5 separate regions of the Homo sapiens genome follow, and regions 2, 3, 4 and 5 are each linked to region 1. Evidence: chromatin contacts called from ENCODE Hi-C or POLR2A ChIA-PET data. All regions are on one chromosome and are shown on one strand. The core of a region is the stretch at or near the end of the contact, and the rest is flanking DNA. Distances in the headings are between cores, read along the strand shown. Region 1 holds the start of WDR13 (WD repeat domain 13). Region 2 holds the start of CCDC22 (CCC complex scaffolding subunit CCDC22). Region 3 holds the start of PRICKLE3 (prickle planar cell polarity protein 3). Region 4 holds the start of MAGIX (MAGI family member, X-linked). Region 5 holds the start of GPKOW (G-patch domain and KOW motifs).

Region 1 (2,573 bases), core at 1-2,500:
CGTTGGTGTGCGGTACGCGTTGTACCTGCAGGGTCAGGATGCAGGGCAGGCAGCAGGCACAGGACAGAGGGAATCAATCAGCTCGGGGGGGGGGGTACGGCAGGAGAGTGAGGTGTGTGGCAGTGACTGGGGCCTAGGTGGTAAGAATGACTAGCAGTGGTGATGAGGGACCTCTTGGTCCTGTGGTGGGAGTGAGTCTGCAGTAATAATGAGCATGGTCATGAGGTCAGTTTGCAGACAACAGAGTCAGTCTGCTGCCGTGCTGGGGTCCCTACGGGGTGACTGGGTCAGCGCAGACAATAATTAGGGTCAGTATACCAGGGCGACAGAAATCAGACTGACATTATGGGGGTCAGCGTTGGGAGGTGATGGGGTCAGAATGGGGAAGTGATGATGTAAAAAAAAAAAAGTCTAGGGGACACCCATAGGGGATAGGATGTCACCTGCCTGAGCCCCACCTCCCTCTCACAGGTAGCCGCTTTGCGCATGCCCACATCTGACCACATTTTCCCAGCTTGCTGTTTAGAATCCTCTCCGGCGCAGCCAACTCACCGCGGGCGTGCCCGCCCCCGCTACTGCGCATGCTCACCTCCGGCATGCCCACGCAGCCGCATAAGGCAAGTTCTCCGCCCAGCCTCACTTATCGCCATTGCGCATGCACCACAGTAAGTTCTGCTCCCATGGGCTTTGACCCCACGCCTCACCTCGCGTCCACTGCTAAGACTTGCTGCCACACCGCGGCCATTCCCCGGCCTCCTCCTCTGGCGTGTCCGCCCGCGGCAGCCTGCAGGACAAGGGCCTGGAATGTGAGCGTCCCGAGCGAAGGGATCTAGTTCCGTCCCTTCCACCAGGCGACCATTGCCATAGACATCGAGTCCCTCCGCGCCGGAGATGTCACGAACTCCCCCCCGGGTGTTACCATGGTCATCACCCCAGCCCTGCCCTTCCTGGGCAGCGCCCGGGTGACACACAGCGATTCAGAACAGACACCGCCCCTCCCCAGTCGCCATAGCAACGCCCCTCCCCCGCCTAGCATTCCTTGCTTGACATTCTCCACCCATCTTGTCCCCGCCGCCCTCCGCCTTCCCTTCTCAGATCCAAGAGCATAGCCCGGGATCGGGGACCACCTCCGGGGCTGCCTCCGGTTCTTGAGGCCCCCCGGAGCGGCCCTGAGACCACTGTCGCCGGTTCCTTCTGTCTCTCCTCCCTTTCTCAGGCTCCAGGCAAGATGGCTGCCTGCTATCAGAAAGAACTGCCGAGCCCAGAGCGAATCGATAGGCATCCTTCCCAGGGCGTGGGAGTCTCGCAGGCGCATTGAGGGACATTGGCTTCAAGCCCAAGGACGGAGGCTCCACCCCTTGACTTCTACCCACTCGTTAATTGCACTTTTTGTGTATACAAGGATAATGTCCAAGGGACATAGCGTCAGGGGTGAGTTTGCTAATCATTCCCTAGAAATCAGAAGTACAACATTATAAAAAAGAGAAGAAACACGACTTTTAAAAAGTGGTGTAGGGCCGGGCGCGGTGGCTCACGCCTGTAATCCCAGCACTTAGGGAGGCCGAGGCAGGTGGATCACTTGAGGCCAGGAGTTCAAGACCAGCCTGGCCAACATGGTGAAACCCCGTCTCTACTAAAAATACAAAAATTAGCCGGGTATGGTGGCGGGCGCTTGTAGTCCCAGCTACTCGGGAGGTTGTGGCAGGAGGATTGCTTGAGCCCAGGACGCGGAGGTTGTAGTGAGCTGAGATCGCGCCACTGCACTCTAGCCTGGGCGACGGGAGTGAAACCCTGTCTCAAAAACAAAAACAAAAAAAGTGGTGTAGGCCACTTTTTAGCAGCACAATCTTGTCCAAGCAAAACTTGAATAATAGAATAAAAAATCATCATATATGCAAAGACGCCTTGAAAGTTCACCAGTTCTTGCAGTGGGCCTCTGCACACCCCTGGGATGAGTAAGGTCGGTTGTGTGTGTGTGACTGGGATGGTTGGACTTGGATGCCCCCAGACAGCTTGAGGCTTGAGTTTCTTTCTTTTTTTTTTTTTTTTTTCTTTTTGAGACGGGAGTCTCGCTCTGTCGCCCAGGCTGGAGTCCAGTGGCGCGATCTCGGCTCATTGCAAGCTCCGCCTCCTGGGTTCACGCCATTCTCCTGCCTCAGCCTCCCAAGTAGCTGGGACTACAGGCGTCCGACACCACGCCTGGCTAAATTTTTGTGTTTTTAGTAGAGAGGGGGTTTCACCGTGTTAACCAAGATGGTCTCAATCTCCTGACCTCATGATCCGCCCGCCTCGGCCTCCCAAAGTGCTGGGATTACAGGCGTGAGCCACCGAGCCCAGTCGAGGCTTGAGTTTCTAAAGACAGAAGATAGAATTAGGCAAAAGAAGCTTTGGGGTTTGGATCCAAAGAGGCTATCTGAATCATCTCTATTTCAACTTCCAGCAGGAAGCTGCTTTCAAACTGTTCATCTTAACGTTATCAGGGTAAACTTCCTGTTGGATCTTAACATCAACTGACATAAAATTCAAAGCTGTTATTTTCCACATTATTTTTATAACAAATACAATCAATTCAA
Region 2 (2,573 bases), core at 23-2,522, 640 kb before region 1:
CTAGAGTTTTGAGAAGACTAGATTTTAGGAGGCTGCTGTTTTCAGAAGTTCCAAATGTCAGGGTCCCTGGGTATCAAGATCCCTGAATATCAAGACCACCTAGTTTCAAGCAATACAAAAATCAGACTCCCTAGATGTTGGCATCCTGGGTTTTTAGGGCCTCTGAACGGAGGAGTCTTCGTGCGTCAGGGTGACCAAATGCTGATGTCAGATTTTAGAATTCTGGGTTTTTTTGGCTGGGCGTGGTGGCTCACACCTGTAATCCCAGCACTTTGGGAGGCGGAGGCGGGCAGATCACTTGAGGTCAGGAGTTGGAGACCAGCCTGACCAACATGGTGAAACCCTGTCTCTGCTAAAAATACAAAAATTAGCCGGGCAAGGTGGCGCACGGCTGTAATACCAGCTACTTGGGAGGCTGAGGCAGGAGAATCACTTGAACCTGGGAGGCGGAGGCTGCAGTGAGCTGAGATCACCCCACTGCACTCCAGCCTAGGCGACAGAGCGAGACTCCATCTCGGAAAAGGAAAAAAAAAAAAAAGAATCCTGGGTTTTTTTAAGCCCCAGGTGTTTGGGGAACTGGAGTTTGAAGGATCCCAAGTATCTGGTCCAGGGATTTTTTGGAGTCCCCGAGTGCCAGGGTCCTGGGGTTTTACGCTCCCTGGTTCTTAGGGCACAGGTGTCTTAGGGTCTCCAGATAACAGGGTCTCAGGGAACTGATGTTAAGATTCCCCAGATTACAGGGTTCCGGGTCTTGAGGTTTCAAGGTTGTAACGTCTCAAGGTGTCTGGGTCCCAGAGCTTTGGGTGTACCAAATATCATGGTTAAAGGATTTGGGAGGCCTCTGATGTCGGTGTCAGGGAGGGCGGTGTGTGTGTGCGTGTGTGTGTGTGTGTGTGTGTGTGTGTGTGTGTGTGTAAGGGGGTGAGGGTCTTAGGATCCTGGAGTTGGAGCCCTGAATGTCAGGATCCCGGGTTTTAAGGTTCCCGGGAAACGGGGTCCTGGGCTTTAGAGTCCCGGATGTGGGCTTCGGGGGTGGGCGGGGGCTCTGTCCTTACGTGCCGGCCTGGCGCAGCGAATGGATGAGGATTCGGTCCGCCTCCTCCATGGTGGAGCCGTGTCGGAGTCGGGGGCTGGGTCCAGGACCGGGTCCGAGAAAGTGGGGAGCAGCTGTAGAAACCCTGCTCCGTGCTCGCGGTCCACAGAGTGTCACGGGTCGTGTGGGGAGAGTTGGAAAGTGTAGTTCTGTGAGCGAGCACGGCGCATGCCGGATGTGAGGCCTGGGGTGAGTGTGCACGGAGGTTGAGCTTGCAATAGCTGCTGGGAACTGTAGTTCTTCCACCTGCAGTCCAGTGGGCTCTTCCAAGGGAAAAAGGAACAACCCGTGTGGTGGGGAGTGGAGGGGCCGGACAGAAAGGGGCTTCCTGACTCATTCGTTTAAGGCGGCATTCATCTTCTAGGCTATAAAAGTGTACACATTAAGGGCAGAATTTTAACACAAAGCGACTACTTCCCTGTGTCTTAGTCTCCTCATCTGTAAAATGGGACTATTGACAGTACCTGCTTTTTAGGATTAAAACAGAATTAATTTATATAAAGCACGTTGTACTATGTGCCTGACACATAAGATAAGAAAGCACTATGTAAGTTATAGTTACTAGTGTCCATGCATTCAATAAATGCTTTAATATGATACACATTTGTACACTCCAAAGAATAATTACACAGCAAATATCTATGTAACCGGCTGGGTGCAGTGGCTCACGCCTGTAATCCCAGCACTTTGGGAGGCCGAGTCGGGTGGATCACCTGAGGTCAGGAGTTCGAGACCAGCCTGGCCAACATGGTGAAACCCCCTCTCTACTAAAATGAGAAAAATTAGCCAGGCATGGTGGCACATGCCTGTAGTCCCAGCTACTCGGGAGGCTTAGGCAGGAGAATCACTTGAACTGGGGAAGCGAAGGTGGCAGTGAGCTGAGATTGCGCCATTACACTCCAGCCTGGGCAACAGAGCGAGACTCCGTCTCTAAATAAATAAATAAAGCAAAAGAAATCTATGTAACCATTTCTTGAACAGCCGACGCGCACCTGCAATCCCAGCAGTTTTGGAGGCCAAGGCGGGAGGATCGCTTGAGGTCAGGAGTTTGAGACCGGCATGGGCAATACAGCAATACACCATCTCTTAAAAAAAAAAAAAAAATTGACACTTGTCCAAGCAGACGTCCCCAGCAGAGCCAGCCAGCATGACCGAGCGCCGCGTCCCCTTCTCGCTCCTGCGGGACCCCAGCTGGGACCCCTTCCGCGACTGGTACCCGCACAGTCGCCTCTTTGACCAGGCCTTCGGGCTGGTCGCAGTGGTTGGGCACCAGCTGCTGGCCCCGCTACGTGCGTCCCCTGCCCCCGCCGCGGTCGAGAGCCCCGCGGTGGCCGCGCCCGCCTACAGCTACGCGCTCAGCCGGCAGCTCAGCGGCGGGGTCTCGGAGAATCGGCCCACAGCGGACCGCTGGCGCGTATCCCTGGACATCAACTACTTCGCCTCCGACGAGCTGACGGTCAAGACCAAGGATGGCATGGTG
Region 3 (2,573 bases), core at 74-2,573, 590 kb before region 1:
TCAGCTTGCTGCACCATTTCAGGCCCCTTCAAAAGTGTTAGGCAGAGCAGCATCCTCTGGGAAGCCTCTCCTGCCAATCACTCTGTCACTCTCTGAGTAGCCCTGCTCACCCTCCCACTACTGGCCACCAAATGCCCGGTCTTTCTAGGAGTTGGTTCTAATTCTGGTCCCTTAGCCAAGCCTCTTCCGAGCCCCTGTGGAACCCTCTCCTCAAATCCCCAAGGGGTCCGAATAGGAGGAAACCTCACATTGCCTGACCCCATCCCTAATCTTCAGACCCTACTGTCTCTCCTTTCCCTGCCTCCGCCCAGGCTGGAGAAATGGGAGACAGGTTAGGCAAGGAGGGGAGGTGGGGCGCCGGGGTGACTCCTTAGTTCATTAGTTATTCTCTTTTACCTCTCCACTCCACGGGAAGTGACAGGGACATGTGTAATGGGGGGCGGGGAGAGGTCCCCGGGGCCCGCGATGAAGGGCCTGGCCGCTGCAGTCTCCGTGCATAGAGACCCGGGCCGAGTTCTGACTGAGGCCATGGGACCCCCTCCCCCCAGCCCGGAGGCACAGCCAAGCCTGAGAGCGTGAAGGAGAGGCTCCCCGCCCTGGAACTGAGCTGGGGAAGGGGATAACTGGAGAGAGAAAAATGTGGGTGGGGGAGGGAAGGCTTTAAGATCTACTTCTCAAGACTTGGGGTGGGGGGACGGGGCTGGACAGCTAGGCTTATAAGGATGAGGGGAGAGAGGGGACGAGGGCTTTGGAACCTGGCCTCGCTGAGAGGGGAATGAGAAGGGAGGAGTGCGTATAAGATCTAGCTCTCTGGTGGCTAGGGCCAGGTTCCCAGGTTCCCAGCGAGCACCAGCTGGGGCTGCGGGTGAGGTTGGGGCCCATTGTTGCAGCATTCATCGGGGAGACCCTCGGAACCTCACCAGTGGGGAGGAGCCAAGAGGTGTCTTTAACCCCTCTCCCAAATAAGCATCCGAAATAAATCGACACAAAACGTCAACACAAGCACCCTAGCGCGCCACCCCTCTCAGTCCAGTTGGCCACCTCTGAGTCTCCCCATCCTCCACTACAGAACCTTCAAGCCCCAGGTCCCGTGAGAGGCCACGTGGCACGCCGGGATTCTGGGGGTCGTGCCTTGTGACGCCCCGCACCGGCCCGGAGCGGGAGGGCAGAGGCCTTTCCCGCGGGGCACTCCGGGCTACGTGCAGTTCACCTCTAGGCAGGGGGCGCCCTGGCAGCGGAGAGACCACATGCCCGGGGGCGGGCCCTGCGGGGCGCGCTCCTCCCACGAGGGTGTCAGGTTTACGGAACCGAGTTCCCAGGCCGGACGCGCGGTGGCCTGACGGTCGCAAGGATTACATTCGCCTGACCCGGCCCGGCTTGACCCTGCCCGGGCGCGCCATGTTCGCGCGTGGGTCCCGGAGGCGCCGCTCCGGGCGTGCGGTGAGCGGGAGTCAGGGCAGCGGTGGGGGTCGGGGGTAAACTGAGGCCCAGGCAAGGGGGCAATGGATAGGCATAGCGAATAGGTGCCCCACAGAGGATCTGGGAATCCCATCCCCTGCATTCCCAGACCTGGGGCTGGGGCTGCTGGAGGCGAATGGATGGAGGAAGGTGTAGATCTGGTGGCCCAAACCCCCTAATCACCTCTCCACACACTTTCATCAGCACTCCTGGGACCTGGTGGGGACCCCTCTCTTATGAATTGTGGGAGGGAATCCTGAGGGCCAGAGAACTGGGTCTTGAAGCCTTAGGTTGAGCAGGAACCTCCTGAGCTGCTGCTTTTTTTTTTTTTTTTTTTTTTTGAGACTGAATCTCTGTCACCCAGGCTGGAGTGCAGTGGCGCTATCTCCGCTCACTGCAACCTCCGCCTCCTGGGTTCAAGCGATTCTCCTGCTTCAGCCTCCCATGTACCTGGGATTACAGACGCCCGCCACCGCGCCCGCCTAATTTTTGTATTTTTAGTAGAGACAAGGTTTCACCATGTTGGCCAGGCTGGTCTCGAACTCCTGACCTCAGGTGATCCGCCCACCTCGGCCTCCCAAAGTGCTGGGATTATAGGCGTGAGCCACCGAGCCTGGCCGACCTCCTCAGCTTCTAAAGGACACAGTACCTTGGAGGAATGTGCACGGAGGGATGGAGTCCTACACTCCTGGGATGCCGAAATGCTGAGAGTCAAGAGACTGGGATTTGGGGGGACAAGGCTTCCAGGGTTCCGCCTGAGCAAGGGAGTTTTTGACTTCTTAGATAGGAGGTTCTTTCACTTCCTTTGGAGTGGGTCTCTGACCTGGGAATGTGGGGTCTGGGTTTGATGGTCCGGAGAAGGAATAAATAGCCCTAGGATGGGATGGGTAAAGGCCAAGGTTTCTTGGGATGGGGGTTTCTGAATGGAGCAGGGGCCTCCTGAGATCCTGGGGAGGGTCCCCAGTTCCTTGGGTATCAGGGCATGAGGCCAGGGTTTAGGGGAGGAGCTCCTGAGCTTCTGAAGAGAGGGGCAGGGTTCACGTGGGGATCTCAAGGAAGAATGCGGTCTCGTCTCCTACCCTGTGGAACTGGAGTGCTGCTGGCGGCGTAGATGG
Region 4 (2,573 bases), core at 1-2,500, 570 kb before region 1:
GACCCCCCAGGCCTGTCCCACTGAACCCAACTCCTCTCCGAACCCTCCCCCAGCGGAGGCCCTGCGCCAGTCACTCACCCTCCTTCCGGCGCAGGCGCAATGTGGCGCCCGCCCTGCGTACCAGCGCTGCCACGTCGACCGCAGCTCGCGCCGCCAGGGGGCGCGCGTCCAACCGCGCCAGGAGCTGCCGGGCGCTAGGGCCCGCGAGCGGGGAGGGGCCGCGGCCTGCGCGCAAGAGGGGACAGGTCAACGCCGACCCTCGGCCTCGGCCAACCCCTATGCTTCCGGACGCTCGAAGACCTAGAAATGCCCCTCAGGATACCCGGCGACCCCTGGCCACTCCCTCGATAGTTTCGGAGGTCACTGCTGTCCCTCCCCTCACGCGATCCCCGACCGTCGCGGGTAGCCGGTGCACCCCCGCTTGCTCCCACGGTGTCCCTGGAGATCGCTGTTTGACTGCAATAGTCCTAGACACCTCCGAACACCCCGTGAGGTCCTCGACTGCCCCCTAATCACCCTGGATGCCCAACTCTTCGCCCGCGATATCTCAGGGGACCCCATTTCCCCAGATATCCTGGGAGAACACGGCCTGACCCCATAGCCCCGGAACCCCCAATTCCCCGTCTAAGTATCCTAGGCAACCGCTGCTACCCCCATGAATTCCCTCAGAGGGCCCGTTCCCCCCATGGCCCACATACCTCCAGAGTCCCCCTCCACAGGTCCCCAGGGGCCCCCAGCTCCCCTCCCCCCAGTTCACTAAGACCCTGAGTGCCCAGGTGTCCCCAGTGACCACGGGCAGACCCCTCCCCGCACATCTGCACGTCTCCCTGGAGACTCCTGAGAGCCCCTCCCCTGCTCTGGTGCGCGGCCCTTTCCCTCGTGTGTGGGTGTGGGTAGGGGACCTCCAGCCCAGCCTCCATCGCTGGGCCCCTGCCCCCTGCCACCTTCACTTGGGCGCCAGAGCCGCTCTGTTTACCACCTGTCAGAAGGAAAAGGTGTGGAGCAGACAGGCGGGACGGGGATGGCGGCGACTCGCCCTGTCCTTCCCCAACGACCCCAATCCCTGTACCTCCTCTGCTCCCCCTAGGGTCCGCGGCGTCCCCTGTGCGCGGCTCCATGGCCAGTAGTCCGCCGGGTGGACGCAGGGCTGCCAGCTACGAATTTTGAGCTCTGGGGCGCGCTCACCTGGCGGCCCGCCCAGGCCCTGGAGGCTGAAGCTGGCGGGTCCCGTGCCTGGCTCCCGGACCCGCGCGGTGACCTACCTGGCGGCCAGCAAGGAGGCCTGGCTGTAGGAGCCAGGAGGAGTGCTTGGCCTCACTCTGCTGCAGGCGCCGCACTCTGTTAACTAAAGGTCCTAGTTAGAATTTAAAAGCCTGACAATACCAACTGTTGCTGAAGATATGGAGGAAATGGAACTCCTATACCTCCGGTGGAAATGTAAAATGATATTGCAACTTTATTTATTTATTTAGAGACAGGGTTTCGCTCTTGTTGCCCAGGCTGAAGTGCAATGGCACGATCTCGGCTCACTACAACCTCTGCCTCCCGGGTTCAAGTGATTCTCCTGACTCAGCCTCCTGAGTAGCTGGGATTACAGGCATGCACCACCACGCCCCCCTAATTTTGTATTTTTAGTAGAGACGGGGTTTCTCCATGTTGGTCAGGCTGGTCTCGAACTCCCTAAAGTGCTGGGATTACAGGCGAGGCCCGCCTCAGCCTCCCAAAGTGCTGGGATTACAGGCGTGAGCCACTCGTGCCCGGCCTGCAACTTTAGAAAACAGTTTGGTAGTGTCTTTAAAAACTAAGCGTACACATATGAGCCAGCCATTCCACTCCTGCGTATTTATCTAAAAGAAAGCATACATTTACACAGCCTTGTCTTACAAATATTCATAGCAGCTTTATTTCCTGTCTTATTCATTTAGAACTACTGTAACAAAATATCGTAGACTGGGTGGTTTAAACAACATAAGTTTCTCACAGTTCTGGAAGCCGGAAAGTCCACGATCAAGGTGGTAGCCAATTTGGTTCCTGGTGAGGTCTCTCCTTTTGGGTTGCAGATGCTTGCCTTCTTGCTGTGTCCTCACATGGAATTAAGAGAGTGAAGGAGAGTAAAGGCGTGAGAGAGGCACACACAGAGAGAGGGAGAGATCTCTCTCTTCTGTTTCTTATAAGGTCACAGTCCTATCTGGTTAGGGCTCCACCTTAGTGACCTCATTTTACCTTAGTTGCCTCCTAAAGAAGCTATCTTCAGATACAGTCACATTGGAGGTTAGAGCTTTAACATATATATTTATGGCTGGGCACAGTGGCTCACGCCTGTAATCCCAGCACCTTGGGAGGCCAAGGCGGGTGGATCACCTGAGTTCAGGAGTTCAAGACCAGCCTGGCGAACATGGTGAAACCCCATCTCTACTAAAATATACAAAAATTAGCCAGGCGTGGTGTCAGGTGACTTAATCCCAGCTACTTGGGAGGCAGAGGCAGGAGAATCATTTGAGCCCGGGAGGCAGAGGTTGCAGTGAGTGGAGATCGAGCCATTGCACTCAAACCTGGGGGATAAGAGCGAGACT
Region 5 (2,573 bases), core at 38-2,537, 530 kb before region 1:
CTGGGATTACGGGTATGAGCCTGGCCAATAGGCACTATTTCTTTCTTTCTTTCTTTTTTCTTTTTTAAGACGGAGTCTCGCTCTGTCGCCCAGGCTGGAGTGCAGTGGCAGGATCTCGGCTCACTGCAAACTCTGTCTCCCGGATTCAAGCAATCCTCCTGTCTCAGCCTCCCAAGTAGCTGGGGATACAGGCGCCACCACCACGCCCGGCTAATTTTTGTATTTTTAGTAGAGACAGGGTTTCACCATATGAGTCAGGCTGGTCTCAAAGTCCTGACCTCAGGTGATCCACCAGCCTCGGCCTCCCAAAATGCTGGGATTACAGGCATGAGCCACCACACCCCTCTAATTTTTGTATTTTCAGTAGAGACGGGGTTTTTTATGTCTATTATTTATTTTATGTCTATTATTTATTATTGTACACAACTGACGCTCCATCCCCCCCACCCCCGACCTTTTTCTTTTTTAGAGATGGGGTCTCGCTCTGTCACCCAGGCTGGAATGCAGTGGTGCGATAAGAGCTAAGTGCAGCCTCGAATTCCCAGGCCTCAGGCCATCCTCCTGCCTCAGCCTGCGGAGTAAATGGAACTACAGGTGCGCGCCACCACACCCAGCTGATTATTTCTAAATGATTTACTTCATCAACACTTCCCACATAAGTAGGGCACACATTAGGCGCTCCATAAATACTTGTCAAACGCCTACACGAAGGAAGATTAATGTCTGGCAAGAATGAATCCACCTTCCACCATGCCTACCCCGCTAAAAACTACATTTCCAGCCAGGCGTGGTGGCTCACACCTGTAATCCCAGCACTGTGGGAGGCCGAGGCAGGAGAATCACGAGGTCAGGAAATCGAGACCATCCTGGCTAACACGGTGAAACCCCGTCTCTACTAAAAATACAAAAATTAGCCAGGCGTGGTGGCGCATGCCTTTAGTCTCAGCTACTCGGGAGGCTGAGGCAGGAGAATCGCTTGAACCTGGGAGGCGGAGGTTGCAGTGAGCCGAGATCACGCCACTGCACTCCAGCCTGTGAAACAGAGCGAGACTCCATCTTAAAAAACAAAACAAAACAAACAAAAAAAAAACTACATTTCCCTGGGCGCTTGGCGCGACGCGCTCCCACCACGTTTGAAAGAGCGACAATTACTTCCCACGGCCCCTTACCGCCCCCTCCCGCCGGTGCCACAGTGGTTGATGGGAAGGTAGTTTTTACGCACTTTGGCCGGCCCCTAGCGATCTGAACCCAAACTAAATTTCCCAGCAAGCAGCGCGCCGGCCTGGGAAAAGGAGCAAGATGGCTGACTCCAAAGAGGGTGTTTTGCCGCTGACGGCTGCTTCCACTGCCCCAATTTCATTCGGCTTCACTCGCACGTCCGCACGGAGGCGGCTGGCCGACTCGGGAGACGGCGCGGGGCCATCTCCGGAGGAGAAGGATTTCTTGAAAACCGTGGAAGGGAGGGAGCTGCAGAGGTGACGCGCCGGGTCTTTCACCCCTTGGAAATCTCTGCGGTGGGCGTAAGCGGGAGGGAGGAATCTCAGTTGTTTGTCTTGGTGACAGTGACCTGTTAAGCCTGAAGCACAGCCTGAGTAAATTCGTGGAGGCCAGAAGGCGGGAGTTTATAGGAGGGGGTGAGGAAATTGGGCCTGATAGCTGTGGGAATTGCGAAGAGAGGATGTATTACTGAGAAGAAGTGTCTTTAGGACTTGAAGACACTAAGGTCTGTGCGTTCTGGGAGAAGGAAAGAATGAGAAAATGACAGGACCTGCTAGTGTCTCAACTGAAGGGCTGAGGCGTCCCCGATATGGGGAACGGGATGGAGCGGCAGATTCAGGTTGATGGAGGCCACCATCAGCTTAATGAGGAGAGGAGTGTCTGAGGGGTCTGAGGGAGGGATTTCCAGAAGAGAATCAGGCATCTAGGAAGCTGTTTGGGAACCTGGAGCTGGGGAAGGTCTGGGCTGAAGATAGTGATTTGTGGGCCATTGTAGAAGCCGGTATTGAGTTAAACAGAGAGTGCAGGACTTATTTCTCGAAGGCACTGACATTTATGAGTTGGGGGCACTGGGGAGATAATCCAGAGAATGCACGATCAGAGAGGAACAGGAGATCCAGACATGGAGTAGGGAAGACATGGTCTGTGGGGCTGGGGTGAGTTTGGCTCTTGTGTTTTCTCTGAATGAAGGAGTGTGACCCACTGACCCTGCCATTCTCCCAACCCCACCCCTCTGTGTCCACATCAGTGTGAAGCCCCAGGAGGCCCCCAAGGAACTCGTCATCCCTTTGATCCAGAATGGCCATCGCAGGCAGCCACCAGCCCGGCCCCCTGGGCCATCCACAGATACTGGGGCCTTGGCGGATGGGGTGGTGTCCCAGGCTGTGAAGGAGCTCATTGCGGGTGAGTGATACCCCTTTACCCTTCCCCATTGAAGGAAGAAGAGGAAGAAGGTGGAAGGATAGAGTGGGACTTCATTGCTCCCTCCTATTCTTCCTTTAGAATCCAAGAAGTCTCTGGAAGAGAGAGAGAATGCGGGTGTCGACCCCACGCTCGCTATCCCCATGATCCAGAAA

The links. A loop is a pair of places that touch in the nucleus more often than their neighbours do. ChIA-PET counts read pairs that join two places held with the same protein, here RNA polymerase II (POLR2A). Pooled maps may share reads with other maps.
Region 2: a pooled map shows a loop between it and region 1 (11-fold over the local background). The contact joins the promoter of CCDC22 here to the promoter of WDR13 in region 1. A Hi-C loop is called at or near these places in 1 of 37 single-sample maps with no recorded cell type and 6 of 50 pooled maps. POLR2A ChIA-PET finds 5 or more read pairs at or near these places in 1 of 52 experiments (GM10248).
Region 3: a pooled map shows a loop between it and region 1 (16-fold over the local background). The contact joins the promoter of PRICKLE3 here to the promoter of WDR13 in region 1. A Hi-C loop is called at or near these places in 8 of 50 pooled maps. POLR2A ChIA-PET finds 5 or more read pairs at or near these places in 2 of 52 experiments (MCF 10A and WTC11).
Region 4: a loop to region 1 is called in a pooled map, with 5 times the contacts of the local background. The contact joins the promoter of MAGIX here to the promoter of WDR13 in region 1. A Hi-C loop is called at or near these places in 1 of 37 single-sample maps with no recorded cell type and 9 of 50 pooled maps. POLR2A ChIA-PET finds 5 or more read pairs at or near these places in 1 of 52 experiments (MCF 10A).
Region 5: a pooled map shows a loop between it and region 1 (15-fold over the local background). The contact joins the promoter of GPKOW here to the promoter of WDR13 in region 1. A Hi-C loop is called at or near these places in 1 of 37 single-sample maps with no recorded cell type and 8 of 50 pooled maps. POLR2A ChIA-PET finds 5 or more read pairs at or near these places in 1 of 52 experiments (activated T-cell).

What each region holds. Positions count from the first base shown.
Region 1 is chrX:48,596,169-48,598,741 of GRCh38, reverse strand. It overlaps WDR13 (WD repeat domain 13), which reads right to left and starts at 1,250. Exons shown (of 10, transcript NM_001347217.2): 1 at 1,128-1,250; 2 at 705-784; 3 at 1-25. The coding sequence starts at 745. RefSeq lists enhancers at 455-514, 535-604, 625-944.
Region 2 is chrX:49,234,169-49,236,741 of GRCh38, reverse strand. CCDC22 (CCC complex scaffolding subunit CCDC22) reads right to left here and starts at 1,272. Exons shown (of 17, transcript NM_014008.5): 1 at 1,056-1,272. The coding sequence starts at 1,105. It also overlaps the pseudogene HSPB1P2.
Region 3 is chrX:49,185,123-49,187,695 of GRCh38, reverse strand. PRICKLE3 (prickle planar cell polarity protein 3) reads left to right here and starts at 1,323. Exons shown (of 9, transcript NM_006150.5): 1 at 1,323-1,440. The coding sequence starts at 1,399. RefSeq lists a silencer at 1,201-1,330 and a cis regulatory region at 1,024-1,564.
Region 4 is chrX:49,161,435-49,164,007 of GRCh38, reverse strand. It overlaps MAGIX (MAGI family member, X-linked), which reads right to left and starts at 1,250. Exons shown (of 6, transcript NM_024859.4): 1 at 1,070-1,250; 2 at 79-225. The coding sequence starts at 1,118. RefSeq lists a cis regulatory region at 1-61 and a silencer at 162-271.
Region 5 is chrX:49,122,449-49,125,021 of GRCh38, reverse strand. GPKOW (G-patch domain and KOW motifs) reads left to right here and starts at 1,287. Exons shown (of 11, transcript NM_015698.6): 1 at 1,287-1,475; 2 at 2,246-2,400; 3 at 2,500-2,573. The coding sequence starts at 1,300. RefSeq lists enhancers at 310-963, 964-1,617.